Regions from separate parts of the Homo sapiens genome. Here region 2 is linked to region 1. Evidence: chromatin loops called from intact Hi-C (ENCODE). Cell type or tissue: heart right ventricle. All regions are shown on one strand. Links, peaks and the distances in the headings refer to the core of each region. The heading gives the core; the rest is flanking DNA.

The links. A loop is a pair of places that touch in the nucleus more often than their neighbours do. Peaks named below come from ENCODE experiments on the same cell type or tissue, not always from the same donor. Only the 100,000 strongest peaks of a DNase experiment are listed, where the experiment ranks them.
Region 2: a loop joins it to region 1, with 7 times the contacts of the local background. A loop is called at or near these places in 73 of 110 quality-filtered maps.

What each region holds. Positions count from the first base shown.
Region 1 is chr12:8,672,322-8,688,663 of GRCh38, forward strand. It overlaps a transcript of RIMKLB not described here and the pseudogene LOC101060064. Among named protein-coding and RNA genes, the nearest start is that of RIMKLB, 17 kb to the right of the region's middle. In heart right ventricle, for the core only: CTCF peaks have their summits at 8,393 (motif pointing right), 8,596 and 9,911 (motif pointing right); DNase peaks (open chromatin) are centred at 9,290 and 9,930; H3K4me3 peaks cover 985 bases; H3K27ac peaks cover 1,807 bases.
Region 2 is chr12:8,808,381-8,824,722 of GRCh38, forward strand. All of the region lies in intron 1 of A2ML1-AS1 (A2ML1 antisense RNA 1), which reads right to left. A2ML1 (alpha-2-macroglobulin like 1) reads left to right here and starts at 14,241. Exons shown (of 36, transcript NM_144670.6): 1 at 14,241-14,333; 2 at 14,802-14,985; 3 at 15,340-15,502. The coding sequence starts at 14,272. RefSeq lists enhancers at 1,678-2,418, 2,419-3,160, 6,047-6,573 and a silencer at 10,993-11,287. In heart right ventricle, for the core only: no CTCF peak of the experiment used is centred there; no DNase peak of the experiment used is centred there.

The sequences.
Region 1 (16,342 bases), core at 5,554-13,553:
GGGCGTCTTTTCAGCAATACCCCACTCTGTTGGTACCAGTTTACTGTATTAGTCCATTTTCATGCTGCTGATAAAGACATATCCAAGATTGGGAAGAAAAAGAGGTTTAATTGAACTTACAGTTTCACATGGCTGGGGAGACCTTAGAATCGGGAGGAGAAAGGCACTTCTTACATGGCAGCAGCAAGAGAGAATGAGGAAGAAGCAAAAGTGGAAACCCCCGATAAACCCATCAGATCTCATGAGACTTAATCACTACCACGAGAATAGCATGGGAAAGATGACCCCCCCATGATACAATTACCTCCCCCTGAGTCCCTCCCATGACACATGGGAATTCTGGAAGATGCAATTGAAGGTGAGATTTGGGTGGGGACACAACCAAACCATATCAGTTCTCATGAGATCTGGTTGTTTGGAAGTGTGCTACCTCCCCGCCTCCCCGTGCTCCTGCTTTCACCATGTGAATGGCCTGCCCTTGCTTTGCCTTCCGTCATGAGTAAAAGCTTCCTGAGTTCTCACCAAAAGCAGATGCCGCTATGCTTCCTGTATAGCCTGTGGAATCATAAGCCAATTAAACCTCTTTTGTCTATAAATTACCCAGTCTTAGAGTTAAGTGGTGCCATCTTGACTCACTGCAACCTCCACCTCCCGGGTTCAAGAGATTTTCATGCTTCAGCCTCCTGAGTAGCTGGAATTACAGGTGCCCGCCACCATGCCCAGCTAATTTTTGTATTTTTAGTAGAGACAGGGTTTCACCATGTTAGCCAGGCTAGTCTTGAACTCCTGACCTCAGGTGATCTACCTGCCTTGGCCTCCCAAAGTGCTGGGATTACAGGCCTGAGCCACCATGCCTGGCCTCTGACCGGGTATTTCTTTAGAGTAATGCAAGAACAGCCTAATACAGTGACAGAGCTATGCTGAGAGCAGTGACAGGTAGAGGTACAGTGCTGGTCTTTCAAATACTCCTTACTGACAAGTTTTCGTGAATCACTGATACCTTTCCATTTGAAGAGCATTCTCCTCAACTCCCTGAATGGTGCTATTTAACAAACTACACCAAAAACTTAGTGACTAAAACAACAATAATGATTATTTTTCTTGATTTTGTGTGTTGATCAGGCAGGAATTCTGCTTTACATAGTGTTAGCTGGGCTGCGGGGATGGCTGAATGGCTAGTTGGTGCTAGCTGCCAGTGGGAATCCCAAATAGGGTTGTTGGCAGAAGCCTCAGTTATCTTCCATGTAGTATCTCCACCAACTCAACTCACTCGAGCTTCTTTTTTTTTTTTTGAGATGGAGTCTTGCTCTGTCACTCAGGCTGGAGTGCAGTGTTACAATCTTGGCTCACTGCAACCTCTGCCTCCCAGGTTCAAGAAATTCTTCTACCTTAGCCTCCCCAGTAGCTGGGACTACAGGTGCGTGCCACCATGCCTGGCTAATGTTTGTATTTTTTAGTAGAGATGGGGTTTCACCATGTTGGCCAGACTAGTCTCGAATTCCTGACCTCAGGTGATCCGCCCGCTTTGGCCTCCCAAAGTGCTGGGATTACAGGAGTGAGCCACCGCACCCGGCCTCACTTGGCCTTCTGACAGCACAATCATGGGTTGAGAGAGTATGTGAAGAAACATCACATCTCCTAAGGCACAGTCTCAGAAGTCCCCACCATGTTCTGTTGGTTCAAATAAGCCACAGGGTCGGTTCCAATTTAAGGGAAAGAGAAATAAACTCCACCTTTTACTGGGAAGAGTGGCAAAAAACAAACATGCAGTCATCTTTAGTCCTCCACAGCATCTCTGAAGTTAAGCCTCATCGTTTTAACAGACTAGGGTTAAGTGTCAGATAGTCAACATTTACATTTTGCCCTTTCCCTGAAGCCTAACTCACCTCTTCTCACAATTCTTTTTTTTTTTTTTTTCCTTTTTTTTTTTTTTTTGAGACGGAGTCTCGCTCCATTGCCCAGGCTGGAGTGCAGTGGCCTGATCTCGGCTCACTGCAAGCTCCACCTCCCGGGCTCATGCCATTCTCCTGGCTCAGCCTCCCGAGTAGCTGGGACTACAAGTGCCCGCCACCACGCCCTGCTAATTTTTTTGTATTTTTAGTAGAGATGGGGTTTCACCGTGTTTGCCAGGATGGTCTCGATCTCCTGACCTTGTGATCCGCCTGCCTCGGCCTCCCAAAGTGCTGGGATTATAGGCGTGAGCCACCGCGCCCAGCCCTTTTTTTTTCCTTTTTTATGGGACCAGGGGTCCGGCGTCTCGCCCTGTTGCCTAGGCTGGAGTGCAGTGGCGATATCTCAGTTCACTGCAACCTCTGCCTCTCACATTCAAGCAATTCTCCTGCCTGAGCCTCCCAAGTAGCTGGGATTAGAGGCATGTGACACCATGCCCAACTAATTTTTGTGTTTTTAGTAGAGATGGGGTTTCACCATGTTGGCCAGGCTGGTCTCGAACTCCTCACCTCAAGTGATCTGCCCACCTCAGCCTTTCAAAGTACTAGAATTACAGTCATGAGCCACTGCGTCCAGCCTTTTGTCACAATTCTTTTTTTTTTTTTTTTTTGAGAGGGAGTCTGGCTCTGTCTCCCAGGCTGGAGTGCAATGGCACGATCTTGGCTCACTGCAACCTCCACCTCCTGGGTTCAAGCAATTCTCCTGCCTCAGCCTCCCGAGTAGCCGGGATTACAGGTGCCTGCCACCACACCCAGCTAATTTTTGTATTTTAGTAGAGACAGGGTTTCACCATGTTGGCCAGGCTGGTCTTGAACTCCCAACCTCAGGTGATCCACCCACTTTGGCCTCAAAATGCTGGGATTATAGGCGTAAGCCACCACACCTGGCCCTTTTCTCACAATTTTAAGAAAAGCTGTCACAGAAGAACCTCTTTGTTGCTGAATAATACAGACACATTTCAGTCTTATTTTCTTATTTTCTGAAACATTAGTCATTGCTGACCAGTCCCTACTTTTGAAATGTCCCCTCCTCTTGACATCTATAATATCACAGTCCTTGTCTTCCTCTTAACACCTCTCTACTGTTCTTTTACATTTCTTTTTTCTTCTTCTTCTGTTTACTCTTAAGTGCTGGTTTTCAAGGTTTTGGCCCGGCCACCTCTCTTTTTACTGTACTTTCTCCCTCTCCTTAATCCACTCCCAACTCTTCATTTACCATCTATTGGTTTATTCTCCCAGATCTATGCTTCAGTCTAACCTCTATCTATCACCTAAAATAATCAAAAGGGTCAAGATCTAATTTCAAAACAGTTTATTCTGGTACAAAGAGTGGAAACATCAACTCCAAAAGAAGGAAGTCAGCTTTGTGAAGTCAGGAAGTTAAGGGTTCATTTATATAGACAGAGGAGCCTTTAGCAGGATTACAACTTTTTTTAGACAAGGTTGGCACATAGTTATAGCAAACTGATTGGTTATAAAAGTGTTTCTTTTTGGGAGAGTACATATAGTTGTTTTCTTGTTTTTCTTTTTTTTTTTTTTTAACGGAAGTGTAATAGTCATGGGTTTTCTGTCATCTGGTCTAAGCAAGGCAGAACAACAAAGAAAAAGTTAATCTGTAACAAAGGTCATTAATTAAGAAGGCAGGAGGTTTTTGTCCCTGACGTCGTTAAATTTTCTCTAGTCATTGTGCAGGACAAGAAAAATAAGAAAACAAGTTAATCTATAATCTGAGAAACATGCTATAGCCATATGTGACTCAGATCAATCTCATCTCTGTCAAGGTTTAAATGTTTTGGGGGGTTCCAACAGCTTTTCTTTTTGAGACAGGGTCTCACTTTGTCACCCAGGCTGGAGTGCAGTAGCGTGATCTTGGCTCACTGCAGCCTCGACCTCCTGGGCTCAAGCTATCCTCCCACCTCAGCTCTCCCAGTAGCTGGGACCACAAGCGTATACCACCACACTCAGCTAATTTTTTGTATTTTTTGTAGAGACAGGTTTTCACCATGTTACCTGGGCTGGTCTCGAGCTCCTGAGCTTGAGTGATCCCCCAGTCTTGGCCTCCCAAAGTACTAGGATTATAGGAGTGAGCCACTGTGCTCAACCCCCAACAGCTTTTTTTTTTTTTTTTTTTTTTTTTTTTTTTTTTGAGACAGAGTCTTGCTCTGTTGCCCAGGCTGGAGTGCAGTGGCATAATCTCGGCTCACTGCAACCTCTGCCTCCCGGGTTCAAGTGATTCTCCTGCCTCAGCCTCCTGAGTAGCCAGGACTACGGGTGTGCACCACCACACCTGACTAATTTTTGTATTTTTAGTAGACACGGGGTTTCACCATGTTTGCCAGGCTGGTCTTGAACGCCTGGCCTCAAGTGGTCCACCCGCCTCGGCTTCCCAAAGTGCTAGGATTACAGGTGTGAGCGACCACATGCAGCCCAACAGCTTTTAAATTATATTTATTTTTACATATCTATGTCCTCAACTCTAAGTCTGAATATGCAATAGCACATCATTGTTTGAACATCCCATAGGCACCTTGAGTCAGACAGGCTTTAATTACAGGAAACCGACTCAGGAAGGGGAAAAGCTAAAGAAACACTCTAGTCTGAGCCCCCAGGAGTGACTACCAAGGGACTCTATTGCTTCTCCACCATCTAGGGGCCACCTTCCAAAATTGGAATGTCACCACTCGGGCATGAGAGCCACCCTGGCCGTGCTATAGTCCACACCAAGAAATCAGATGCTCACTCCTTGCTGCTGTTCTCACTGAGCTTGGTTTTTAATTCAAGTCTCATTCTAGGGTATACAGTCTGGAATCTAAATCACATTCAAACTCTAGCTGTAGGAGAGTCTTGAATATGTAGTTTTTCGTTTTCCACCACCTGTAGTACAGGAAAAGCTCAAGGAAAAAGTGTGGATAAATGTTGAGCAAGCTAAATCCCTAATAGCTCAACATGTCTGGGACAGAATTGTCATCTTCCCGCACAGTGCACCCCCACCCTCAGCTAAACTGGTGCCATGATCTACTAAGTTACACAGTTGAAATATGTGTGAATCATCCTCATTTTCCTCAGTTTCTCTCTTTGCCTAACTTGAGTCCCAGCACATACACCACACCCTTTATCACACACACCACACCCTTAATCACCAAAATCCCATTGAGCCTACCTCCTTAATATTGTTCAAATCCATCCATCCTCTATTCTTTCCACACGGCTTCAGCTCTGTTCAGTCATTACTCTTAACAGAGTCCTAAGTGATCCCCCAGTTCCCATCCACACTTCCCCATCTTTGTGATACAAAGCAGCCAGAGTAATCTCTTTAGCACTAATCTGATTAAGTCATTCCCTGGCTTAAAAACTATAAAGACTCTTCATTATCCTTAGGATGCGGACGAAACTCCTTAGCATGACATACATAGCTATTCATAATATTTTTATGTTGTGTCATCAGAGCTCCAACCCACCCACCCCAGAACCTTTGCCCTTTTTTTTTTTCTTCTTTTTTTGAGACAGGGTCTCACTCTGTTACCCAAGCTGGAGTGCAGTGGCACAGTCTCGGCTCACTGGAACCTCCACCTCCTGGGCTCAGGTGATCCTCCCACCTCAGCTTCCCAAGTAACTGGGACTACAGGCATGCGCCACCATGCCTGGCTAATTTATTTTTATTATATTTATTTATTTATTTATTTATTTATTTTTGTAGAGACAGCATCTTGCCATGTTTCCCAGGCTGGTCTCAAACTCTTGGACTCAACAATCAGCTCACCTTAGCCTCCCAAAGTGCTGGGATTACAGGTGTAAACCACCATGCTCACAAACCCAGCCTTGCCCCTTGTTTTTTAGCCATACTGAATTACTTGCAGTTCTTCAAAAGCTCAGAAGTCTTTCTTATTTTTCTTTTTTTTAATTAAAAATTTTTTTTTAATTTAAAAATAGAGACAGGGTCCCACTATGTTACCCAGGCTGGTCTCGAACTCTTGGACTCAAGTGATCCTCGCACGTTGGCCTCCCAAAGTGCTAGGATTACAAGTGTGAGCCGCCACACCTGGCCGGTCTTTCTTTTTTTCTTTTCTTTTTTTTTTTGAGATGGAGTTTCGCTCTCGTTGCCCAGGCTGGGGTGCAATGGTGAGATCTTGGCTCACCGCATCCTCCGCCTCCCGGGTTCAAGCGATTCTCCTGCCTCAGCCTCCCGAGTAGCTGGCATTACAGGCATGCACCACCACGCTCTGCTAATTTTGTTTTTAATAGAGACGGGGTTTCTCCATGTTTGTCAGGCTGGTCTCGAACTCCCGACTTCAGGTGATCCGCCTGTCTCGGCCTCCCAAAGTGCTGGGATTACAGGCATGAGCCACTGCGCCCAGTGGTCTTTCTTATGTCTAAGACATTGGCAAATAATTTCAGTCTTTGAAAGAATGCTCTGCAGACAAGATGCTGCCAGAGGCCCTAACTTCTGGAATGCGGGGCTGTGTTCAGGAGAGACTGTTCAAGTTCTGTCTTGCATTTCCCTCATTGTGGTCACTGAGAAATGGCATGGATTCCAGCTGGTGCAGGGGATGCAAAGGAAAATTAAGCTCATTTTTCAGGATGATCTGACATCAGATTTTTACCTATTTAGCAGATTCTGCATTCTTTATGTCACTGAAGATGATTCAGTAGCCAGATAATAGCTACATGAAGAGGCTTGGTCAGGTTAGGAATTCCAGTAATCTTCAAGGGGTTGTATTCGTTGAAAAAACTCATTTGAGTGAGCAATACTTTCCAGCCATACAGAAGTTCACTGTGCTTTACCTTGGGATGGCCAGCCAGATGGAAGCATCCTGCCTCACCATCCGGTGAATTGAAGAGCAAACCAAAGAGCTCTGGAAAAATCATTTCTCAGGAAGAAAGGGGCTCTGTTTTCTGAGCCATTTATTCTTTGTTTTTGTTTTTGTTTTGAGACGGAGTCTCACTTTGTCATCCAGGCTGGAGTGCAGTGGTGGCATGATCTTGGCTCACTGCAACCTCCCCCTCTCGGTTCAAGTGATTCTCCTGCCTCAGCCTCCTGAGGAGCTGGGATTACAGGCACCCGCCACCACCACCACGTGCCTGACTAATTTTTGTATTTTTAGTAGAGATGGGGTTTCACCATTTTGGCCAGGCTGGTCTTGAACTCCTGACTTCAAGTAATCCGCCCGTGTGGGCCTCCCAAAGTGCTGGGATTACAGGCATGAGCCAGTGCGCCCAGCCCATTCCTTCTTTGAAATGTGCAGCAGATTCCAGGAGTTGGAAAAGTTAAAGCCTTCCTTTTGCTTCAGAAGTTTCCAAGTACCCAGGAACTGAGTAATGATTCCATCTGAGAACTCAAGCAGCTTTTTGGACAAGAGGTAGCACAGCAAATCCTTGCCTTCTTCACACAGTCCAAGTGATGCACGGCCTCTTATCTACTATGTATTCTCTTTTAGACCACGAACAATAAGGTCTTGTATTCATATTTAAAAACCAAGAAAAAGATTTCTTCTCACAGCAACTAGTGAAAGATGAGGTGAGGCCTGAGCGAAGCCTGCGAGTCATCCTGCTGTCAGAGGCATGTGAACCAGAGCAACTCCATCTTGAATAGGAGCTGGGTAAATGAGGTTGAAACCTACGGGTCTACATTCCCAGATGGTTAAGGCATTGTAAGTCACAGGATGAGACAGGAGGTCAGTACAAAATACAGGTCATAAAGACCTTGCTGATAAAACAGGTTGCAGTAAAGAAGCCAGCCAAAACCTACCAAAACCAAAATGGACATGAGAGTGACCTCTGGTACTCCTCACTGCTACACTCCCACCAACACCATGACAGTTTACAAACGCCATAACAACATCAGGAAGTTACCCTATATGTCAAAAAAAGGGAAGGCATAAATAAGCCACGCCTTATTTTTTTTTTTGAGACAGTCTCACTCTGATGCCCACGCTGGAGCGCAGTGGCGCGATCTCGGCTCACTGCAAGTTCCGCCTCCCAGGCTCACGCCGTTCTCCTGCCTCAGCCTCCCGAGTAGCTGGGGACTACAGGCGCCCGCCACCACGCCCGGCTAATCTTTTTTTGTATTTTTAGTAGAGACGGGGTTTCACCATGTTAGCCAGGATGGTCTCCATCTCCTGACCTCGTGATCCGCCTGCCTCAGCCTCCCAAAGTGCTGGGATTACAGGCGTGAGCCACCGCGCCCAGCCAGCCACCCCTTATTTAGCATAGCATCAAGAAATAACCATAAAATTGGGCAACCAGTCACCCTCGGGGCTGCTCTGTCTTTGGAGTAGCCATTCTTTTATTCCTTTACTTTCTTGATAAACTTGCTTTTGCTTTGCACTGTGGACTCGCCCTGAATTCTTTCTTGCGCGAGATCCAAAAACCCTCTCCGGGGGTTTGGATGGGGACCCCTTTCCTGTAACACCGCTATACTGTCTGGGTTCAGGCATTGAAGTTATTGGACTGCAGAGGGCACTGCCTCATTCAGTTAAGATGAAAAGCGTCGCTAGAGATCTTCCTGAGACAGCCAGGGACTCTCATTCCCAGCAAAATGCCAATTACGGCAGATTTTAATGTGTGACCTTGACCTTCATCTATTACGGAAAGGTCTTCTAAAAAGTTTTGTGTGCTACATCTAAAAGATCCATCTAAAGGAAACAAACTTACAATGAAGCATTGTGTATTACAAGCCCCTTGTTCCTGGGGTCAGAGCTGCTGTTCTTCAGGTCTGGTCTTTTTTTTTTTTTTGAGACAGGGTCTCACTTTGTCACCCAGGCAGAAGTGCAGTGGCACAATCTTGGGCTCAAATGATCCTCCCACCTCAGCCTCCCAAGTAGCTGGGACTATAGGTCCATACCACCACGCCCAGCTAATTTTTGTAGAGATGGGGTTTCACCATAGCATAGGGACACCATTCTTAGGCTGGTCTCAAATTCCTGAGCTCAAGCGATCCACCCTCCTCCGCCTCCCAAAGTACTAGGATTACAGACATGAGCCACTGTGTCTGGCGGTTCTGGTCTTCATATACCAGTGCTTTGAGGGCTGCTGCCAATGTAAACAAACAATTGTACAAAAAAAAAATATGTTGAATAAGTGTGGTATAATAAGAAATACATTTGGTCTTTGGGCCTGGTTCCTGTCACAGAGATCTTAAAATCCTTGGAATTTCCTGAGTGATAAGAGTGTCTTTTGTTATTCACAACAAGCCCCTGATGTTGCGTAACCATCAGTCACACCTGAACTTGTGCTACGTTAATGCATGACGTAAGGTGTGGCTCCTATTCCGGATGAAACTGCTCACGTAAAGACCAAGGGATAAGAGGACTGGAACTATCAGCCCCACCCACTGACCTTCGGGAAGCAGGCTGGAGAGGGGGCTGGAAATAAAGCTCTATAAAAACTCATGAACAGTGGGTCTTGATGAGCTTCCGGGTTTATGGATTCGTGGGCTGCTTCCACCTGCTAGGAGGGTGGTGTACTCTAACTCAGGGACAGAAGCCCCTGTCTGTGCTCAGGACTCTTGCAGACCTCTTTACCTGGCTGTTCATCTTCCATAATCAACTGGTAAGTAATATGTTTTCCTGAATTCTGTGAGGCATTCTAGCAAATGATGGAACTCAAGGAGAAGGTCATGGGAACCCCCAAATTTATAGCTGGTCAGTCGGAAGTACCGGGACTTTCAACTGGCATCTGGGTGGGAGCAGTCTTGTGGGACTCAGCTCTAAACTTGTGGGATCTGACATTGACTGCAGGTAGATAGTGTCAGTATTGAGTTGGATTGTAGGACACCCAGCTGGTGTTGGAGAATAGGTCAGTGTGGGGAAAAAAACTCGCACATCTGGTGTCAAAAGTGTTCTGTGTGAGGGTGTAAAGAAACAAGTGTATTTCTTACAATACATGCATTAAAAAACACATAAAATTAAAGGAATCAGAATTCTTCAAAGTGGAGGGAAGAACATGTAGTTCCTAAATCGGGACACGAGAGGGCAACAAATAACCTCCAGAGTCTTGTCGTCGAACTGCTTTTCTTTCCAAGGGGTTTACACTTCCCGTTGGTTGCTAATATAGTTCATGTAGCAAGAATATTGAACTATGCCTGACAGGATGAAAGGCTCCTAATAACTAAGACCTGTACTTCATTTATAGTCGGTTTCCTTCTCAATGCCAGGCACTGCGTTGAGTACTGATATTTTAAAATGATGAGTCAGTCAAGGAGTCAAGAATTTACTGGGAAATGGCCGGGTGCGGTGGCTCACGCCTGTAATCCCAGCACTTTGGGAGGCCGAGGCGGGCGGATAACGAGGTCAGGAGATCGAGACCATCCTGGCTAACACGGTGAAACCCTGACTCTACTAAGAACACCAAAAATTAGCCGGGCGTGGTGGCGGGCGCCTGTAGTCCCAGCTACTCGGGAGGCTGAGGCAGGAGAACGGCGTGAACCCGGGAGGCGGAGCTGGCAGTGAGCCGAGATCGCGCCACTGCAGCCCCGCCGGGGGGGAGGGAGCGAGATTCCGCCTCAAAAAAAAATAAAAATAAAAATAAATAAATTAAAAAAAAAAAAAAAAAGAAACGAGGTTTCTCCATGTTGGTCAGGCTGGTGTCTTACTCTGACCTCAGGTGATCCGCCGGCCTCAGCCTCCCAAAGTGCTGGGATTATAGGCGTGAGCTACCGCGCCCGGCCTGCAACTACTGATCTTTTTAACATCTCCATAGTTTTGGGTTTTTCCTGAATGTCATATAGTTAGAATCATACAGTATGTGGACTTTTCAGATTGACTTCTTCCACTTAGTAATATGCTCTTAAGGTTCCTCCATGTCTTTTGGAGGCCTGATAGGTCATTTCTTTTTATTGCTGATTAATATCCCATTGTCTGAATATACCACAGTTTATTTATTCCTTCATCTACTGAAGGACGTCTTGATTGCCCACAAGTTTTGGCAATTATGAATAAAGCTGCTATAAACATTCATGTGCAGGTTTTTGTGTGGGCACTAAGTTTCCTCTCCTATGGATGAATACCAAGGAGTATGATTGCTGGATCATATGGTAAGAGTATGTTTAGTTTTGTAAGAAACCACCAATCTGTCTTCCAAAGTGGCTGTCCCATTTTATGTTCTACCAGCAATGAATGGAGTTTCTGTTGCTTCACAGCCTCCCCAGCATTTGGTGGTGTCCGTGTTCTGAATTTTGGCCAATCTAATAGGGGCATAGTGGTATCTTATGTTTTAATTTTTATGCCCCCAATAACATATAATGTGCAGCACCTTTCCATATGCCCATTTGCCATCTGTATATCTTTGATGTGGTTTCTGTTCAGATATTTTGCCCATTTTAAAAATTTAGGTTAAATTGTTGTTTTTAATTGTTCTTGTATTATTTTAAATAATATGCCTTTTCCAGAAGTGTCTTTTGCAAATATTTGTTCCCGGTCTGGCTTGTCTTCTCATTCTCTTGACATTCTCTTTAGCAAAGTAGATGCTTGTAATTTTGGTTTTTTGTTTGTTTGTTTGAGACAGAGTCTCGCTCCTGCCGCCCAGGCTAGAGTGTGGTGGCACGATCTCGGCTCACTGCTACCTCCACCTCCCGGGTTCAAGCAATTCTCCTGCCTCAGCTTCCCAAGTAGCTGAACTTAAAGGCGCCTGCCACCACACCCAGCTAATTTTTGTATTTTTAGTAGAGGTGGAGTTTCACCATGTTGGCCAGGCTGGTCTCAAACTCCTGACCTCAAGTGAACCACCCCCCTCGGCTTCCCAAAGTGCTGGGATTATAGGCTTGAGCCACTGCGCCCCACCAATGTTTGTAATTTTGATGAAGTCAAATTATGAATTTGAGTTCTCAATTATCTCTAAGTTCTTTCAAAGGATTATGCCTTTGGTGTCGTATCTAAAAAGTTATTGCCATACTGAAGGTCATCTAAATTTTCTCTTTTTTTTTTTTAGATGGAGTCTCGCTCTGCCACCCAGGCTGGAGTGCAGTGGCACCATCTCTGCTCACTGCAACCTCTGCCTCCCGGTTCAAGCGATTCTCCTTCCTCAGCCTCCCGAGTAACTGTGACTACAGGCACACGCCACCACACCCAACTAATTTTTGTATTTTTAGTAGAGCTGGGCTTTCACTATGTTGGCCAGGGTGGTCTGGAATTCCTGAGCTCCAGTGATCCACCCGCCCCCGCCTCCCAAAGTGTTGGGATTACAGGCATGAGCCATCACACCCGGCCTAAATTTACTCCTATGTTATCTTTTAGGAGTGGTATCTTTTGCATTTTGCATATAGGTCTGTGATCCATTTTGAGTAAATTTTTGTGAAGTGTGTAAGGTCTGTGTCTACTGTGTAGATTCTTTTTCTTTTTTTCATGTAAATGTCCAGTTGTTCCAGCACTTTTATTTTTTGAGACAGAGTCTCACCCTGTTGCCCAGGCTGGAGGGCAGTGGCACAGTCTCGGCTCACTGCAACCTCCCAGGTTCAAGTGATTCTCTCACCTCGGTCTCCTAAGTAGCTGGGACTACACGTGCATGCCACCACGCCCAGCTAGTTTTTTTGTATGTTTTGTAGAGACGGGGTTTCACCACGTTGTCTAGGCTAGTCTTGAACTCCTGAGCTCAGGCAGTCTGCTCACCTCGGCCTTCCAAAGTGGTGGGATTACAGGCGTGAGCAACCGCACCCAGCCTGTGTTTATTTCAAATTACACTTGCTCATCACTGATATATAGGAAAGCAATTAATTTTTGTATGTAAACCTTTTATCCTGCAATTGTGCTAGAATTGCTTATTAGTTTCAGGAGCTTTTTTGTAAATTCTCTTAGATTTTTTATATAGGCAATCATGTCATCTGCGAACAGAGTTTTATTTCTTCCTTCTCAATCTGTACACATTTTATTTCCTTTTCATGTCTTGTTGCACTAGCTAGAACTTTCAGTATTGAAAGTAGTAAAAGAAGCCATGCTTGCCTTGGTCCTTTGTCTTAGTGGGAAAGCTTCCAGTTTCTCACCAACATGATGTTAGCTGTAGTTTCTTTGTAGATGTTCTTTAAGCAGTTGAGGAAGTTCCTCTTTATTTTCAGTCTTTGGAGAGTTTTTATTTTTATCCCATACTTCATTTCAAAATGCTGAGAGGTTTCTTTGTTGTTTTGTTTTGTTTGATCATGAATGGGTGTTGGATTTTGTCACATGCTCGTTCAGCATCTATTGGTATGATCATGTGATATTTCTTTAGTCTGTTGATGCGATGGATTGCATTAATTGATTTTTCAAATATTGAGTCTGCCTTGGTTGTGGTATATAATTCTTTTTATTAAATTGTTGCATTCCGTTTGCTAATATTTTGAGGATTTTTACATCTTTATTTATGACAGATACTTTAATATCCATAGGATTTGCAGTGATGCCTGCTCTTTCATTTCTTACTTTTTTTTTTTGAGATGGAATCTGGAGCCCAGGCTGGAGTGCTGTGGCGAAATCTCGGCTCACTGCAACCTCCGCCTTCCGGTTCAAGTGATTCTCTTGCCTCAGCTTCCCAAGTAGCTGGAACTACAGGTGTGTGCCACTACGCCCAGCTATTTTTTATTCTTTTTTGAGACAGAGTCTCGCTCTGTCTCCCAGGCTGGAGTGCTGTGGGGCAATCTCGGCTCACTGCAACCTCCACCTCCCAGGTTCCAGCGATTCTCCTGCCTCGGCCTCCCGAGTAGCTGGGACTACAAGCGCCCACCACCACGCCCGGCTAATTTTTGTATTTTCAGTAGAGACGGGGTTTCACCATATTGGCCTGGATGGTCTCGAGCTCTTGACCTTGTGATCCGCCCACCTCGGTCTTCCAAAGTGCTGGGATTACAGGCATGAGCCACCGCGCCCGGACTAATTTTTGTGTTTTTAGTAGAGACAGGGTTTCACCATGTTGGCTAGGCTGCTCTCGAACTCCTGACCTCAGCTGATCCACTGATCCACCCACCTTGCCCTCCCATAGTGCTGGGATTACATTACAGGTGTGAGCCACCGAGCCCTCTCCCCCTTCCCTCCCCTCCCCTCCTCTCCTCTCCTCTCATTTCCTTTCCTTTCCTTTTTGGAGACGGAGTCTCACTCTGTCACCCAGGGTGGAGTGCAGTAGCCCGATCTCTGCAACCTTCGCCTTCCAGGCTCAAGCAATTCTCCCACTTCCGCCTCCCCACCACAGACGCGTGACACCATGACCAGCTATTTTCTTTTTTCTTTTCTTTTTTTTTTTTTTATTCAGGGTTTTCTTTCGTTTTTGAGACGGAGTCTCGCTCTGTTGCCCAGGCTGGAGTGCAGTGGCGCGATCTCGGCTCACTGCAAGCTCCGCCTCCCGGATTCATGCCATTCTCCTGCCTCAGCCTCGCAAGTAGCTGGGACTACAGGCGCCCGCCACCACGCCCGGCTAATTTTTTTTTGTATTTTTAGTAGAGTCGGGGTTTCACCGTGTTATCCAGGACGGTGTCGATCTCCTGACCTCGTAATCCGCCCGCCTAGGCCTCCCAAATTGCTGGGATTACAGGTGTGAGCCACCACACCCGGCCTCCACTGACTTTTAAAAAGTTAATGCTATATAGACAGCTGCATATATATAGCTGCAGTGTTCAATCCTATGCAGATTTGGAGAGGGCGCCACACAGGAATTATGGAGAAATCAGCGATTATGAACTTTAGTGCATCAGAATCATCAATGTATAACAAAATGAAGAATCTTCAGCTCTTTCTCTAAGGATTTCAATCTGGTGTGTCTGTGGTGGGGTAAGAATACGTACTTGGCGACCACCTTCAAGTGATTCTGATTCAGATGATCTCATTAAATGCAGGCTTTCTTACTTCATACCAGTATTTCTCAAATTTGAGTATGTACCTGAATCCCCCGAGGGCATGATTGCCAGATAAACACAGGATGATCCGTTTACTGTGAATTTCAGATAAACAATATAATTTTTTTAGTATGTGTCTCAAATACTGTAATATTTGGGCAAATAATCTAAGTAAAATTCAAATGTGCTTCCTCTCTAAGCATCATGAGTACTTTCAAATTAGGAGTTTAAATCTCCCTTGTGGCAGATATTTGTGATGATGATTTTGTCTTTTTAGGACATTTCAAAACATACAACCTCATCAAAGGATTTTCCTCTTCATTACTGTTTCTCCTGTTAACTTTTTCTTAGTATCTCCATCCTCCTTCTGTGGTCACTTCTGAAACAAAAAGCTCCAGAGAAATGTTACAACTTATTTTTCATACTTTTTCCTCTTTTCTTTGTTTCTCCTTTTATTTTCACACTTCTTGCTCCATTTCCTCTCTCTGCCTCTGCTCTCTCGTCTTTCCTTTGTAAGTCCCCAAGTTGCCCTGGACAAAATGAAATTTCTACCAGGGCTCCCCTCCTTCCTTTCTTCCTTTCTGTTTTCTTCTCTTTTTCCTTCCTTTCTGCTTTCTCCCTAAGCCATCCATGTCAAAATTAAAATCTGTAGGAACAAATTAGGGAGTCAGGGTACTGGGGACCAGCCTACATTATTGTGTTCCAGAAGGAGAATCTGTTCTGACAGTCCTTTTGCTAGAGCAAGTTCCAAGTCAGGAAGAAAAAAAAAAAAAAAAAAAAAGCAGGTGACCTGGGAGAGCTTCAAGAAACAATTGCTTTGCCTGGGGATCTGTTGGGAGAGTGATGGATGGCACTGCAGTTAGGACTTGGAGAACTGCAGGAAAAGGAGGGGAGTCATTGCCAGGCAGCATGAGGGGAGGAGGTGTCTAGAAGAAACAGCCATTCAGGAAGAGCTTATGAAAGGGGTGGAGAATGCACTGCCTGTGTATGCTGCAAGACCTTTCTGCAGACATTGTGTCTTTGTGAGCTGACTGCAGAGGCCATGTGCATGTGAAATGTATGAGAATGTATGTGTTGCTTATTTCAGATCATGTATGAACCTGTATGAATTGCTGACTGCAAGAAACGGGAGTGGATTGTTGAAAAGATCTTGCAGCCAGAGTGCTTGTTTGTGGTTGTGTGGTATGTGTGGCTTTTTGCCAAATGCACTGTTCTGATTCCAGCTCTGAAAGTTTAGTGGAAGTCTGGCAGATTAAGCCAAGACACAACAAAGTCAGAATTTAGAAGAAAATATGGGGGCAACATGAGAGGGAAACAGAAGCTGTTACAATAAGAGACAAGAAAAGCGAGATTTAGGGAAAGGGGAATGAGAAAACAGAAGATAAATAATAGAAATTATTTTCTTAGAAAGGAAAATTTTGAAGAAGAGCAGAAAGAAAAACAACACATTCTTTCAGATATAGGCACTGCATACTTTTAGTTCTCCTGGTACTCCAGTGACATAGTTCTTAGTCTCCCCCATTTCTTTCTGGATGGTTTATCTTGAAATAATGTATATTACAGGTATATTTTGGTTATACCAGAGGATTTTTAAACCTTAACA
Region 2 (16,342 bases), core at 4,001-12,000, 130 kb after region 1:
CTCTCCCTGCTGATCATGTCCGATTAATCTCCCAAACTTCAATCCCTTACAAAACAACAACTCCTTTCCTTCCTAGGCATGGTTAGCGCAGTCAGAATTCTTACACAAGAGACAGGACCACACCCTGTAGCCTTTCTGTCCAAACAACTTGACCTTACTGTTTTAGCCTAGCCCTCATGTCTGCATGCAGCGGCTGCTGCTGCTTTAATACTTTTAGAGGCCCTCAAAATCACAAACTATGCTCAACTCACTCTCTACAGCTCTCATAATTTCCAAAATCTATTTTCTGACCCACACCTGACGCATATACTTTCTGCTCCCGGGCTCCTTCAGCTGTGCTTACTCTTTGTTAAGTCCCACAATTACCATTGTTCCTGGCCCGGACTTCAGTCCGGCCTCCCACATTATTCCTGATACCACACCTGACCCCCATGACTGCATCTCTCTGATCCACCTGACGTTCACCCCATTTCCCCACATTTCCTTCTTCCCTGTTTCTCACCCTGATCACACTTAGTTTATTGATGGCGGTTCCACCAGGCCTAATCGCCACACACCAGCAAAGGCAGGCTATGCTATAGTACAAGCCACTAGCCCGCCTCTTAGAACCTCTCATTTCCTTTCCATTGTGGAAATCTATCCTCAAAGAAATAACTTCTCAGTGTTCCATCTGCTATTCTACTACTCCTCAGGGATTATTCAGGCCCCCTCCCTTCCCTACACATCAAGCTCAAGGATTTGCCCCCACCCAGGACTGGCAAATTAGCTTTACTCAACATGCCCCGAGTAAGATAACTAAAATGCCTCTTAGTCTAGGTAGACACTTTCACTGGATAAGCAGAGTCCTTTCCTACAGGGTCTGAGAAGGCCACCACAGTCATTTCTTCCCTTCTGTCAGACATAATTCTTCAGTTTAGCCTTCCCACCTCAATACAGTCTGATAACAGACGAGCCTTTATTAGTCAAATCAGCCAAGCCTTTTTTCAGGCTCTTAGTATCCAGTGACAGACTAATGGTCTATTAAAAACACACCTCACGAAGCTCAGCCACCAACTCAAAAAGGACTGGACAATACTTTTACCACTTTCGCTTCTCAGAATTCAGGCCTGTCCTCAGAATGCTACAAGGTACAGCCCATTTAAGCTCCTGTATAGACGCTCCTTTTTATTAGGCCCCAGTCTCCTTCCAGACACCAGACCAACTTAGACTGTGCCCCCAAAAACCTGTCATCCCTACTATCTTCTGTCTAGTCATACTCTTATTCAGCGTTCTCAACTACTCATACATGCCCTGCTCTTGTTTACACTGCCAGTTTACACTGTTTCTCCAAGCCATCACAGCTGATATCTCCTGGTGCTATCCCCAAACCGCCACTCTTAACTCTTAAAGTAAATAAATAATCTTTGCTGGCAAGGCTATGCTGAACCTTCTTAGGCACTCTCTAATGAGATGTCCTAGGTCCTCCCAATTCTTAGTCCTTTAATACCTGTTTTTCTCCTTCTTTTATTCCATTTAGTTTTTCAATTCATACAAAACTGTATCCAGGCCATCACCAATAATTCTAAATGACAAATGTTTCTTCTAACAATCCCACAATATCACCCCTTACCACAAAATCTCCCTTCAGCTTAATCGCTCCCACTTTAGGTTCCCACGCCGCCCCAATCCCGCACGAAGCAGCCCTGAGAAACATCGCCCATTATCTCTCCATACCCTCATCCAAAATTTTCATCATCCCAACACTTTACCACTATTTCGTTTTATTTTTCTTATTAATATAAGACAGGAATGTCAGGCCTCTGAGCCCAAGCTAAGCCACCGTATCCCCTGTGGCCTGCACGTACACATCCAGATGACGGGTTCCTGCTTTAACTGATGACATTCCACCACAAAAGAAATGAAAATGGCCTGTTCCTGCCTTAACTGATGACATTGTCTTGTGAAATTCCTTCTCCTGGCTCATCCTGGCTCAAAGGCTCCCCTACTGAGCACCTTGTGACCCCCACTCTGCCCGCCAGAGAACAACTGCCCTTTGACTGTAATTTTCCTTTACCTACCCAAATCCTATAAAACGGCCCCACCCCTATCTCCCTTTGCTGACTCTCTTCGGACTCAGCCCACCTGCACCCAGGTGATTAAAAGCTTTATTGCTCACACAAAGCCTGTTTGGTGGTCTCTTCACACGGACGCGCATGAAAGGAATAGTATTTTCCAAGTACACATCTAAACTCCTGAAATTCTTCTGTTCGACATGTTTGCCCTTTGAAATCATGTTTTTGGAGTATTTCAAGCTAAACTTAATATCAGGTCCTGCTTCTCATAGTTCAAGTCGCTTGATCCCTATCTTTTTTTTTTTTCTTGAGACGGAGCCTTGCTCTGTTGCCCAGACTAGAGGGCAGTGGCACCATCTCGGCTCACTGCAATCTCTGCCTCCCAGGTTCAAATGATTCTCCTGCCTCAGCCTCCTGAGTAGCTGGGATTACAGGCGCCTGCACCGTGCCCAGCTAATTTTTGTATTTTTTAGTAGAGACGGGGTTTCACCATCTTGGCCAGGCTGGTCTCAAACTCCTGACCTCGTGATCAGTGGCTCACACCTGTAATCCTAGCATTTTGGAAGGCCGAGGCAGACAGATCACCTGAGGTCGGGTGTTCGAGACCAGCCTGACCAACATGGAGAAACCCTGTCTCTATTAAAAATACAAAATTAGCCAGGCATGGTGGTTGTGCGCCTGTAATCCCAGCTACTCAGGAAGCTGAGGCAGGAGAATCGCTTGAACCCAAGAGGCAGAGGTTGCAGTGAGCTGAGATTAAACCATTGTAATCCCAGGTACTTGAGAGGCTGAGGCAGGAGAATCGCTTGAACCTGGGAGGTGGAGGTTGCAGTGAGCTGAGATCTTGCCATTGCACTCCAGCCTGGGTGACAGGGCAAGACTCTGTCTCAAGAAAAAAAAAAAAGAAAGAAAAAAATAAAATAAAATATTTGTCTAGTAAATCTAACATCTTATTACCACAGGAAAAAGATAGTGATTGGTGATATTATGTAGCTTTATCTAAATATCTAGTTTTGAAAAATTTATTTCCCACTTATTCTTTTAAGGCAGTCAACAAAAATGTATTGAATGCTTACTATGTGCCAGATATTGCTGAATTTTAAGGAAACCTTTTGTTCCTTTCTCCCATCAACCCTTTCATAGATTTCTTTTTCTGGCTGGGTGCGGTGGCTCACGCCTGTAATCCCAGCACTTTGGGAGGCCCAGGAGGGCGGATCACAAGGTCAGGAGATCAAGACCATCCTGGCTAACACGGTGAAACTCCGTCTGTACTAAAAAATACAAAAAATTAGCCGGGCGCAGTGGCGGGCGCCTGTAGTCCCAGCTACTCAGGAGGCTGAGGCAGGAAAACCCGGGAGGCGGAGCTGGCAGTGAGCTGAGATCCCGCCACTGCACTCCAGCCTGGGCGACACAGCGAGACTCTGTCTCATTTAAAAAAAAAAAAGATTTCTTTTTCTGAAACAGTTTATACTTTACAGGAAGCACTTCCATCTGTTCTACTACTTCTCCTCCTCTCTCCCATCCCCCAAAATAATACCATCTAATTCAGAAAAATCAGAAAAATGGCTTAGTATAGACAAGGCAGTGTCTCAGAGAGGAAATGATACGGCTAGGACTAAGGGAGAAGGACCCTGTCCTTCAAAGAAGAAAGAGAGATTTCTGTTTCTTTGAAAGATTTAAAGTTACAAGAGTAAGAAGGATTTAAAGTTAGAAGAGTAAGAAGGATAAAGAATAAGAAACATCTGGATGAAAGAGGGTCCCTGAAACTTCTCAGTTGCTTGCTGATTTACATGCCATTAAACTTTTTCTGACAACTGTAACCCAGCTTATAGTCTTTGAAAATGAGTCATATTTATCATCAGTAGCACATATTAGGGACTCAGTCATATGTTATTAAGTAGCATTTCTTTAGTATTTTGTTACTGGACTTTTCATATGTGAATATCTTACGTTCTGAAATGTTTCCCTTGAAGTCAAAGAAAACACCTTCACATATGGTTCCTATAGTGTCTAACATGCTGAAGGTTTGCACAGTCAGGTTTCTTCCAATAAAAAACAAGCAAACTGTATACACATATACAAACTATATACATATATGTGTATAATATTATATGTATATAGTATTATATATGTAGTATATATTATGTATTATATAATACATTACATAATACATATATAATGTATTATATAATACACATATATAATACATTATATATGTATTATGTAATACATTATATATGTATTATATAATACACTATATATTATATAATACATTGTATAATACATTATATATTGTATTATATAATACATTATATATGTGTTATATATACATATATAATACACATATATTATATATATGTGTCATATAATATTATATATATTATATATGATGTGTATTATACATATATAATACACATATATGTATTATACATATATAATACATATATGTGTATTATATAATACATTATATAATACACATATTTTGTATTATATAAATTATATAATACATATATTATGTATTATATATATGTATATATATACAAGCTGTCAGGCCTCTGAGCCCAAGCTAAGCCATCATATCTCCTGTGGCCTGCACGTACACATCCAGATGGCCGGTTCCTGCCTTAACTGATGACATTGTCTTGTGAAATTCCTTCTCCTGGCTCATCCTGGCTCAAAAGCTCCCCTACTGAGCACCTTGTGACCCCCACTCTGCCCGCCAGAGAACAACCCCTCTTTGACTGTAATTTTCCTTTACCTACCCGAATCCTATAAAACGACCCCACCCCATCTCCCTTCACTGACTCTCTTTTCGGACTCAGCCCACCTGCACCCAGGTGATTAAAAGCTTTATTGCTTACACAAATCCCGTTTGGTGGTCTCTTCACACGGACGCACATGAAACAAACTATATATGTGTATGTATATAGTTTGTATATATGTATATACTTTGCTTGTTTATTTTTTTTTGAGATGGAGTTTTGCTCTTGTTGCCCAGGCTGGAGTAGTGGCACGATCTCGGCTCACTGCAACCTCTGCCTCCCAGGTTCAAGCGATTCTCCTGCCTCAGCCTCCCTAGTAGCTGGGATTACAGGCATGTGCTACCACACCCGGCTAATTTTGTATTTTTTTAGTAGAGACGGGGTTTCTCCATGTTGGTCAGGCTGGTCTCAAACTCCCAACCTCAGGTGATCCGCCCACCTCGGCCTCCCAAAAGTGCTGGGATTACAGGTGTGAGCTACTGCACCCGGCTTGTTTATATATATTATTTTTTAAATCTCTCAGGGTGTGGGGCAGGGCCTGCCCCACACCCTGAGAGATTTATAATTGGCTCACATGATTGTGGAGGCTGGCAAGTCCAATATCTCCAGGGCAGGCTGGACCCTATTTCCAAATTAAGTCACACTCGGAGATCCTAGGAGTTAGGACTTCAACATATAAATTTTGAGGGGGATACAATTTATCCCATAGCAGTGTTCAATAAATATTTGTTGGAAAAAAAAGGTTTTTCCCCCTAGGTATAATCTGAGCATGTGATCTCCATGTTTCTTTTTTCCCTCTTTGAACTTTCAGTTTTCTGTCATTTCTGACTTTAGGAAGCCAAATGTTGGTTTATGTGCTGTCTAAGCATGGGTGGGGTTGGGTAGCACCCTTATTTTCCCTGATGCATTCATATGCAAACTTTGGTACATTGCATATTCACTTGAATACATTTGAAAAAGGAACAGAGTGAAGCCTATAATTAGTAAGAAGGAGGGAGGAGACAGTGGCAAGCAAGGAGTGGCCCCAGCTTCTGCTTGTTCTTTCTTTTCTTTTCCTTAGTGTTGTGTCTTGGTTTGATTAGCCCCATGCTCTCTGGAGGTAGAACCTCAAATCAACAGTCCTGGGTGGAACAGAAACAGGCTCTTCTCCTCTGGCCTCCCTTGCAGTGAGGAGAGCAGAAAACTGACTTGCTGAGAATAGCATCCCTTAGCAGACAGGACTAAGCTGTCTCCTGGGAGGTTACCAAGTAAAGTGGGCTAATAGTTTTTGGAAAGCCCTTCGTGGAAAAGCAAAATAGTCAAAGAAGATGTTCACAGATGTAAGACCAAAGACTACCTGTGAAAAATAGAAATAATATGGAAATGCGAAAATAATACCCTTGAGCAGAATGGTGTGAAACAAAGTATAAAATACACAGAAATGAGTGAGGAAGGCTGGGATAATATAAAGACAGAAGACTTCCAAATACACCAGAATGAAAACATTTTCTTTAGCTGTACTGATTGGCAGTTATCATCACTAATTTTTTGGCACGAATAAATTGGAAATTTATGTCAGCACCCTTGGATAATAATTAAAAAATATATATTATAGGCCGGGCGTGGTGTCTCACACCTGTAATCCCAGCACTTTGGGAGGCCGAGGTGGATAGATTACCTGATGTCAGGAATTCGAGACCAGCCTGACCAACATGGTGAAACCCTGTCTCTACTAAAAATACAAAAAAAATTAGCCGGGGGTGGTGGGGGGGCGCCTGTAATCCCAGCTACTTGGGAGGCTGAGGCAGGATAATCACTTGAACCCAGGAGGCGGAGGTTGTCGTGAGCTGAGATCGTGCCATTGAACTCCAGCCTGAGCAACAAGAGTGAAACTCTGTCTCAAAAAACAAACAAAAACTATATATATATATATATATATATATATATATATATATATATATATGTTATGCCTAATATGTAGCATAACATGATAATATATAATTGATGTAATTCTTACTCCAGAAATACTTCTATTATTTACAATAAAGGTCCAAGTGTAAGAAGCCTTCGAAGTAACATATTATGGTGTCTATCTAAGCTAAAAGTCTCAAGTCAGGATTCTGATACCCAGAGCAAATCCAAGCACGCTAACCCCTTTACAGAATAGCCTTCCACACGGCTCCGTTTCGCCCATATGCACCACATGAGATGTCAACAGTAGGGTTTTATGCAGCCTAACTTTGGGAGATTATTAAACCCTGGACATTTCCTCCCACCAAATTCCAGACAGGTTATCAGACTGATAGCTGCATTTAAATAGATTTTAAAATGGATCAGAAGAGATAAAAATCACTGGTGGGCCGATTTGACTGATGGAAGTGGTAAAGGGAGTCAGCAGCTCTAGCTGGAGGGGCACTCACCATCTACGGAGGAGTGGGTGTTCACAGACCTGGGCGATTGCTCTTAGCAGGAAGAGTGATGGGAACCAAGGAAAACAAGACCGCAGTGGCTCATGCCGGTCATCCCAACACTTTGGGAGGCCATGGTGAAACCCTGTCTCTACTAAAAATACAAAAATTACCCCAGCATGGTGGCGCGCACCTGTAATCCCTGCTACTCAGGAGGCTGAGGCAGGAGAATCTCTTGAACCTGGGAGGTGGAAGTTGCAGTGAGCTGAGATCACGCCACCGTACTCCAGGGTGGGTGACAGAGCGAGATCCTGTCTCAAAAAAAAAAAGTTTATGGAGTTTATGTAGAGTGGTAGAGTGACCCAAAACTCAATTGAATATACTGGTTTTCCCTGTGTCCAAATCAAACAGAGCCTCCAGAGACCATCACAATTTTACAACCTAACCAAGAGACGGTGCGTGCATGTATGTATGTGCCTAGTGTGTGTGAATTAGGGGAAACATGGAGAAATTGTTTATAATTCTTGAATCTATTCTTTGATGTGTTTCATTATTTTTGGAAAATTCTCATTTCTTGTCTCTTCAAACATGTCTTCTGCTTGTTCTTTCTCGTTTCTCCTTCTAAGATTCTGATAATATGTATGCTAAGCCATTTGATATTGTTTTATAGCACTTGAAGATAATTCAAGTGCTATAAAAATTCAAATTATTTGAAAAGAATTCAAATGATTTTCACTCTTTTTTCTTGTTGTGTTTGTTTGGGTAATTTCTATTGACCTAACTTCAAGGCAATCGATTATTTCCTCAGCTATATTCGTATTGTCAAGGTTATTAATGAGCCTGAAGAAGGAGCTGCTCATCTCTGATACAGCATTTTCTTTTTTTTTTTTTTTTTTTTTTGAGACAGGATTTTGTTCTGTTGCCCAGGCTGGAGTGTAGTGGTGCGATCTCAGCTTGCTTGCGACCTTGGCCTCCTGGGCTCAAGTAATTCTCCCACCTCAGCCTCCCAAGTAGCTGGGACTACAGATATAAGTCACCACACCTAGCTAATGTCTTTATCTTACATAGACACAAAGTCTCCTCACTATGTTACCTAGGCTGGTCTCACACTCCTGGGCTCAAGTGATCTTTTTGCCTTGGCCTCCCAAAGTGCTGGGATTAATAGGCTTCAGCTACTGTTCCTGGCCTGATATTGCATATCTTATTTTTGAAACTTCTATAAAGTCTGTCATGTTTAGTATTTCAGGAAGTCGATCACTTCCACCTTTCTTTTGAAATCCACCCCTGACACCATCTCCTCATGTCTGTTGTCCTTTTTTTTTTTTCATGAGCTCCTTTGACATATGACTCCTGGGCATTTTAAAGTCTCTCTCTTTTATTATAACATGGAGGGCAGCTCTGAGCCTGGTTCCATTGATTACTTTGTATCTTCACAGGATGTTGTTGTCATCTTCTTCTTCTTTTGATACAACTTGTAATTTTTCATTGATTGCCAAACATCTTGTGTAGAACAGGAGAGATTTAAATAAATAGTATTTGTGACTAGAAATGGACACACCTCTTCTCAGGCAGTTAGCTTGGTGGATTGAGTTAATCTAGTTAAAAGGTGAACTGTGCAGGTTTTGTAATTGCCAAGTTTACTTTCGGTACATCATAGGCTTCAAATTCCTTTTGTGATGCCTTATGCTTAGGGTGGCATCTGGAGTGCTGGCTATTTCTCAGTGTTTGTGCCCCACCCTCAGCTCTCGTTCTCCTCTGTACACCACACAGCAGACCCCACAGAGGTCGTCTCTCTGCACGTTCATGCCCTCTGCCAGTGGCGGACTGCTTAGTTACTTGGTGCTCTTGCTCGGGTAATGGTGAGGGGACAGGGTGCTTCTCTGTTGCCCTCTTCATCTTCTATCTTAGGTAGGTTTATATGCCTGGGCCCTGGGGGATGAGTATTTCTGCCCCACTCCTTATGCCAGGCTGCCAAACCCTGCTTTGAATTTGTGGCTGGTCTTGGGTGGGAAAGATTTTTTTGTGCTCCTCCTTCAGTTTCAGGAGACCTCTAAAAGTATTAGCTTAGAACTCTGGGCTCACAATTGCTCCTTGTCCCTCCCTCGGACTAGGGTCCTCCCTGCTCTTCCCTTGGTAACACCTGTGCCCTGGGAGCAACAGTATTTGCCAGTCCTCCCCAGGGTCTTAAGGCTTTCGAGAGAGGAGCATGGGCAGCTGGGGCCTTTTCTGCAATGATAGCAAATACGGTCCTTGATGCCCATAGTACTGAGGGGGCTCTTTGTAGTCTCCCACTTGGCCCCCAGTATTTCCTGTGAACACCTGGTAGAGGTCATGGAAAGGAGCCTGTGGGTAAGTAAAGCCCTCCTTGCTTCTGTGACACCCAGAGGCTCCTTATAGTCACTCTAGTCTGCACTAGGCCTCTAGCAATTTATGAAAAATGTAGCTGCTTTCTTCTTGCATGCTTGTATGATGGCCTAAATACCTCCCATACTCTGGCACTGATGAGACACTCCACCCATCTGGTCTCTGCTCATGAGGATTGCATGTCCTTGAATTTCAGGCTACTTAGCTTACCTGCAACCTCAGCTCAGCTGTTTTGTTTTCTTTTGTTTTGTTTTGTGATGGAGTCTTGCTCTGTCACTCAGGCTGGAGTGCAATGGCGTGATCTCAGCTCACTGCAACCTCCACCTCCTGGGTTCAAGCAATTCTCCTGCCTCAGCCTCCCGAGTAGCTGGGATTACAGGCATGCACCACCATGCCTGGCTAATTTTTTTGTATTTTTAGTAAAGACAGGGTTTCACCATATTGGCCAGGCGGGTCTCGAACTCCTGACCTTGTGATCTGCTTGCCTCAGCCTCCCAAAGTGCTGGGATTACAGACGTGAGCCACCGCCCCCGGCCCAGCTCAGCATTTAGGTTCAACTTTTGGTTTAAGAAAAGTGATTTTGCAGTTTGTCTGGCTTTTTCATATTGTCAGAGAGGGGGCAATGCACTTTCCAGCTTATTTTTATTTTTTATTCTTAGAGACAGGGTCTTGCTCTGTTGCCCAGGCTGGAGTGCAGTGGCACAATCATGGCTCACTGCAGACTTGAAGTCCTGGGCTCTAGTGATCTTCCTGCCTCAGCCTCCCAAGTAGCTGGGCATGTGACACCACACCTAGCTAACTTTTAATTTTTTTTTTTGGTAGAGATGGGGTCTTACTATACTGCCCAGGTTGATCTCGAACTCCTGGCCTCAAACAACCCTCCCACCTTGCCTTCCCAAAGTGTTGAGATCACAGGCTCGAGCCACCAAGCCACACTCTTTCTAGCCTTTCAAATTCCAAGTTAAAGTGGAACTTGCCACATGTCGTTTTGTATCACTTTCCCCAACCCCTTTCTTTTCTTTTTTTTTTTTTTTTTGAGACGGAATTTCACTCTTGTTGCCCAGGCTGGAGTGCAATGTTATGCTCTCAGCTCACTGCAGCCTCCACCTCCCCAGTTCAAGTGATTTTCCTGCCTCAGCCTCCCGAGTAGCTGAGATTATAGGCGCCCACCACCATGCCTGGCTAATTTTTGTATTTTTGGGAGAGACAGGGTTTCGCCATGTTGACTAGGCTGGTCTCGAGCTCCTACGGATCGGCCTCCCAAAGTGCTGGGATTACAGGTGTGAGCCGCTGCACCAGCCCCAACCCCTTTCAATTAGCATTGCAAATAATTCCCCTTATCATGAAAACATTATTTTTAATGGCAGCAGAGTATTGCTTTATATTAACATGACAGTTTATTCAACCGAACTCTTTATGGGGCATTGTAATAGACTTAATGTTTTATGTTTGCAGCTCTTTACACCAACACTTTTCCTACTGTAGTGATTTCTTTGAACAATTTCCCCTCCCCAACTCCCTGTGGTTCTAAAGGGGTGGCCAATCACAGTACCCCATCACCCTGGCCTTTAGGTGGGAGAATGACCCAGGCCCTGCCTATCATACCCTCCTGACTACAGTGACTGATTCAGAGGTGAGCCAGCGAGAGAGGGAGGAACACAGTCCTTCTTCGGGAATTTCTATAACATAGGTGAAAAATTTTGTCAGTTGGGGTCGTGGAGCTGAACGAATATGGCTTGAGGGCTCCCAGCTGCCGTCCTCCCTACGACTTGAAGAAAAGCTTGTGTGCAGTAGGAGAAAATGAACCAATCAGAGACAAGTACACAAGAGAGAAGGACTGGGAGGAGTCGGCCCTGGCTGCACCACGTCTCCACTCCTGGGCTGTCAAGTTTTTCAAGGTGCTCTGGTTCCATAAGCTCATTCTTCCTGTTGGATCCATTCCAGTTACCAAAAACACTTTTTTGTTTAGGCTGGTTTGATATAGGATGATCATTGGTCCCAGAGAGCATCCTGGCTAATCTATTTTATTATTTTATTTTATGAGACAAGTTCTCACTGTTGCCCAGGCTGGAGTGCAGTGGTGCTATCATGGCTCATTGCAGCCTTGAACCCCTGGGCTCAAGCAAATCCTACCATCTCAGCCTCCAGAGTAGCTGGGACTACAGGCGTGCACCACCACACTCAGCTAATTTTAAAGAAATGTTTTATACAGACTGAAACTGCCTTTGCAAAATTGTAACAGGAAATTATGACAGTGCAAGAAGTCAGACCTAACCGACTCTATCTTGCTTCTAACCCTTAAGCTGTCCTTGTTTATTCCTGGGCATAGGCCGAAGTAACTTTGGGAAGGAATTCAGTTCATGGTTTGACTCTGAAACAAAATTGATAACAGCCCTTTCCCAAAAAGACCCCCTTCTTGCCCGGGGTCCAGTCTGCCTTTGTAGGACTAACAGATTAGCTACAAGATTAGAAATTACAGTTTAGAGGCCGGGTGCAGTGGCTCGCGCCTGTAATCCCAGCACTTTGGGAGGCCAAGGCGGGCGGATCACGAGGTCAGGAGATCGAGACCATCCTGGCTGACACGGTGAAACCCCGTCTCTACTAAAAATACAAAAAATTAGCCGGGCGTGGTGGCGGGCGCCTGTAGTCCCAGCTACTCGGGAGGCTGAGGCAGGAGAATGGCGTGAACCCGGGAGGCGGAGCTTGCAGTGAGCCGAGATCGCGCCATTGCACTTCAGCCTGGGCGGTAGAGCCAGACTCTGTCTCAAAAAAAAAAAAAAAGAAATTACAGTTTAGAGGTCATGCAGCCTCTGGCTCCAAGAGTCTGAACCTCCCCAAATTGCTCCTGGGGATAACATCACTGCTGTAAAACCTAAGATCAGTAATTGAGTTATTTTGCAGGCCCTGCACTCCATGGGATCAGCTGACACCACACAGACCAGTCATCTGGCCCAACCAGTTCTGCCATCTCACCCAGGAACAGAAGACATTAAGAAAATCTAACTTCGACCCTCTATGATTCCATCTCCAACCTGAGCAATCAGCACTCCCCACTTCCCAAGCCCCTACCTGCCAAATTATCTTTAAAAACTCTGATCCACGAAGGCTCAAGGATTTAAGTAATAATAAAACTCCAGTCTCCCACACAGCCGGCTCTGCGTGAATTACTCTTTTGCCATTGCAGTTCCCCTGTCTTGATAAATCGGCTCTGTCTAGGCAGCAAGCAAGGTGAATCCATTGGGTGGTTACAAAACGGGGTCTCACTATGTTGCCCAGGCTGGTCTCAAACTCTTGGGCTCAAGCAATCCTCCAGCTTCTGACTCCCAAAAGCTGGGATTATAGGCATGAGCCACTGCACTTAGACTAATTTATATTTTAGGTGACTTCTAAGTATTACCATCATAAAGAACACTGTGGGCTGGGCACGGTGGCTCATACCTGTAATCCCAGCACTTTGGGAGGCTGAGGTGGTCCCTGGAGCTCAGGAGTTCGAGACTAGCCTGGGCAACATGGTGAAACCCTGTCTCTATTAAAAATACAAAACAATTAGCCAGGAGTGTTGGTGCCTACCTGTGGTCCCAGCTACTCAGGAGGTGGAGGTGGGAGGATCGCTTGAGCCCAGGAGGTCAAAGCTGCAGTGGGCTGAGATTGTGCCACTGCACTCCAGCCTGGGTGATAAAGTGAGACTCTACTTCAAAAAAATAAAAAATAAAGAAAAGAAAAAAAAGAAAGAACAGTGTGAAAAAACTCAGTGTTACACTTGTGCATACATGCATGCTGTCCTTTTTTTCCTCATTAAGAAACATTTCCAGAGTAGGAGTTGCTGAGTGAAAGAATATGCAAATCTCAAAGGCTTTGGTGTGTATTACAAAATTGCCATGAGAAAGTTATCCACATTCTATTTTCTCTAGGACTGTGTGTGTCCCTATTTCCATACAGTCACAACAATACTGAGTAGTATTAATTTTTTTTTTTTTTGAGACAGAGTCTCGTTGTGTCACCCACGCTGGAGTAAAGTGGCATGATCTCGGCTCACTGCAACCTCCACCTCCCGGGTTCAAGCGATTCTCCTGCCTCAGCCTCCCAAGTAGCTGGGACTATAGGCACCCACCACTATGCCCAGCTGATTTTTTTTTCTTTGTATTTTTAGTAGAGACAGGGTTTCACTATGTTGGCCAGGCTGGTCTTGAACTCCTGACCTGGTGATCTGCCCACCTCAACCCCCCAAAGTGCTGGGATTACAGGCGTGAGCCACTGTGACCGGCCAAGTTTACTGCTTTTCTATTGAAACTGTTCTCATACCCGTGTTCCCAACTACACCTTAATTGAATAATAAAAGAAAATAAGGACATTAAATGAGAACAGGAATTGGAATGAGACCAGAAAAAAAGGGAGGAGTTCAAAATATGTTCTGAGAGCTTTACCATTATGAATACTCAGCTCTGGTTTTCCCCCAAAACTGGCTGAACCAGTATGGATGTTCCAGGCAGAAACAACTTTAAAGAAGTGAATAGTGGCCCTACCCTGGTCCACCACCTAACCTGGTGGTTACAGAAGGAGGAACACAGTCCTCCTGTGTTCCAGGTGCCAGGAGGTGACTGACTATAGCATCAGTCATCACTGCACACCCTACCTGGAATTAGTATATAAAGCTACGCGGAGCGATCTCTGCCCCTGACCCTGGAAAAATCTGTCTCACCCACAAAGATGTGGGCTCAGCTCCTTCTAGGAATGTTGGCCCTATCACCAGCCATTGCAGAAGAACTTCCGTGAGTGCTTGGTGTCAGAATTGGTTTATTAGGGCAGCGGCTTCTTCGCCTAACTTTCTCAAACATTTATATGGAGATGGGGAGATCAACTTTGGTTTATCTTAATTTCCTCCTCCTTTTTTCTCTTCTTTGGTTCCACTGATCCTTTACCCAGAGAGGGAGGCTGACGCATGAAGAGGAAGCTTTAAAAAAGATAAATATTAAAATGTGCCCTGTTTTCTGAAATAGGCCTAATTTCCTCCTTGGTGCTCTAGGCATGTGTGCTCGGTGAGGGCCTCCTGATGGCGGAAGTTGAAGACTGTGCACTGAGTCGTTGCCCCTCTGCTTCTTGTAGAAAATGAGGTGCATAAGGAAGGCAGGGGCTTGGTCTGTCTAATTCACTGCTACTTGCTGAGCGCTTAGGAGAGTGCTGGATTTTTCGAGTGAATGAATCATTATTGCCCTGAAATCCTTCTGCTCCTTTAATAGAAACTACCTGGTGACATTACCAGCCCGGCTAAATTTCCCCTCCGTTCAGAAGGTTTGTTTGGACCTGAGCCCTGGGTACAGTGATGTTAAATTCACGGTTACTCTGGAGACCAAGGACAAGACCCAGAAGTTGCTAGAATACTCTGGACTGAAGAAGAGGCACTTACATTGTATCTCCTTTCTTGTAAGCACAGACTCAGCCCTCACTCGAATCCCTTACTTGCCTATTCTCCTCCCTAGGCTCACTATAATCTACTTTAAGTATAATTTCTGTTATCTTTTGCCACGGCCTCTAAACCTATTTTTTCTCAACTTAACCTCAATCCCCGGCTATAACTCACCCACGGTTTCCTCGACCTAGGATTTCTCCCTTTAGTTCCTGACCTTAATTCTTCCTCGTGGTAATTTGTTTTATGTCTCTATCCTTGCTACCCCCATCTAACTCAGCTCTTTCCTTTAACTCACTGTTGGGTTGAGACCAGTTGATTCTGTTCCCCCAATCCCTTACCCCTCCCCAGAAGTCCCCTTTCTTGGTCAGGTACCACCTCCTGCTGGTGGCACAGAAGAAGTGGCCACAATCCGGGTGTCGGGAGTTGGAAATAACATCAGCTTTGAGGAGAAGAAAAAGGTTCTAATTCAGAGGCAGGGGAACGGCACCTTTGTACAGACTGACAAACCTCTCTACACCCCAGGGCAGCAAGGTAAGAGTCACATATTTGGGGTTCGACTAAAACCTGGGGAAACCGCTGTGCACAGGGGTAAAGAGGGGATTTGTGGTTTGACAGTAGGCTTTGGAAAAAAAGGAGTGCAGAGGAGAGGAAAATCTGGGGGGATTAAGTAGTGCAAGTGTTGAATACATGCTGCGCTACACAAGCAAGAGAAGTAGGTGGGGGTTGCTACTGAGTTTGTGTATCTAAAACAAAAGTACACATTTCTTCTGGAATAGAATTTGGCAAGTATAACTGGGTTGCTGGGCCTTACAACAAACTGCTTGTAAATGGCTAAGAAAGCACTGAGGGCATTTGGCTTGAGCTACTGGGGTTTTTTTTTTTTTTTTTTTTTTTTTTTGTATTTGTTCATTCGTCCTTACAGGGGCACTTCATTCTGAGATTTCAAAGTCAGGCACCCTGAAAAGAAACTATGTTTGGGTTTTTTTTATTTTTTTATTTAAAATTTTTGTGGGTACATAGCTGGTGTATATATATTTATGGGGTAGATGAGATATTTTTATACACACACACAATGTGTAATCATTACATCAGGGTACATGTGTATCCATCACCTCAAGCATTTATCATTTCCTTGTATTACAAACAATCCAATTATACTCTCTTAGTAATTTTTAAATGTGCAATAAATTATTGTTGACTGTAGTCACTCTTTGTGCTAAAAACTACAAGATCCCTAGATCTTATTCATTCTAGCTAAATATATTTTTGTACCCATTAACCATTCCCACCCCACCCCTCATCCTGCCCACCATTACCCTTCCCAGCATCTGGTAACCATCATTCTGTTCTCTCTCTCTCTTTCAAAAAAAT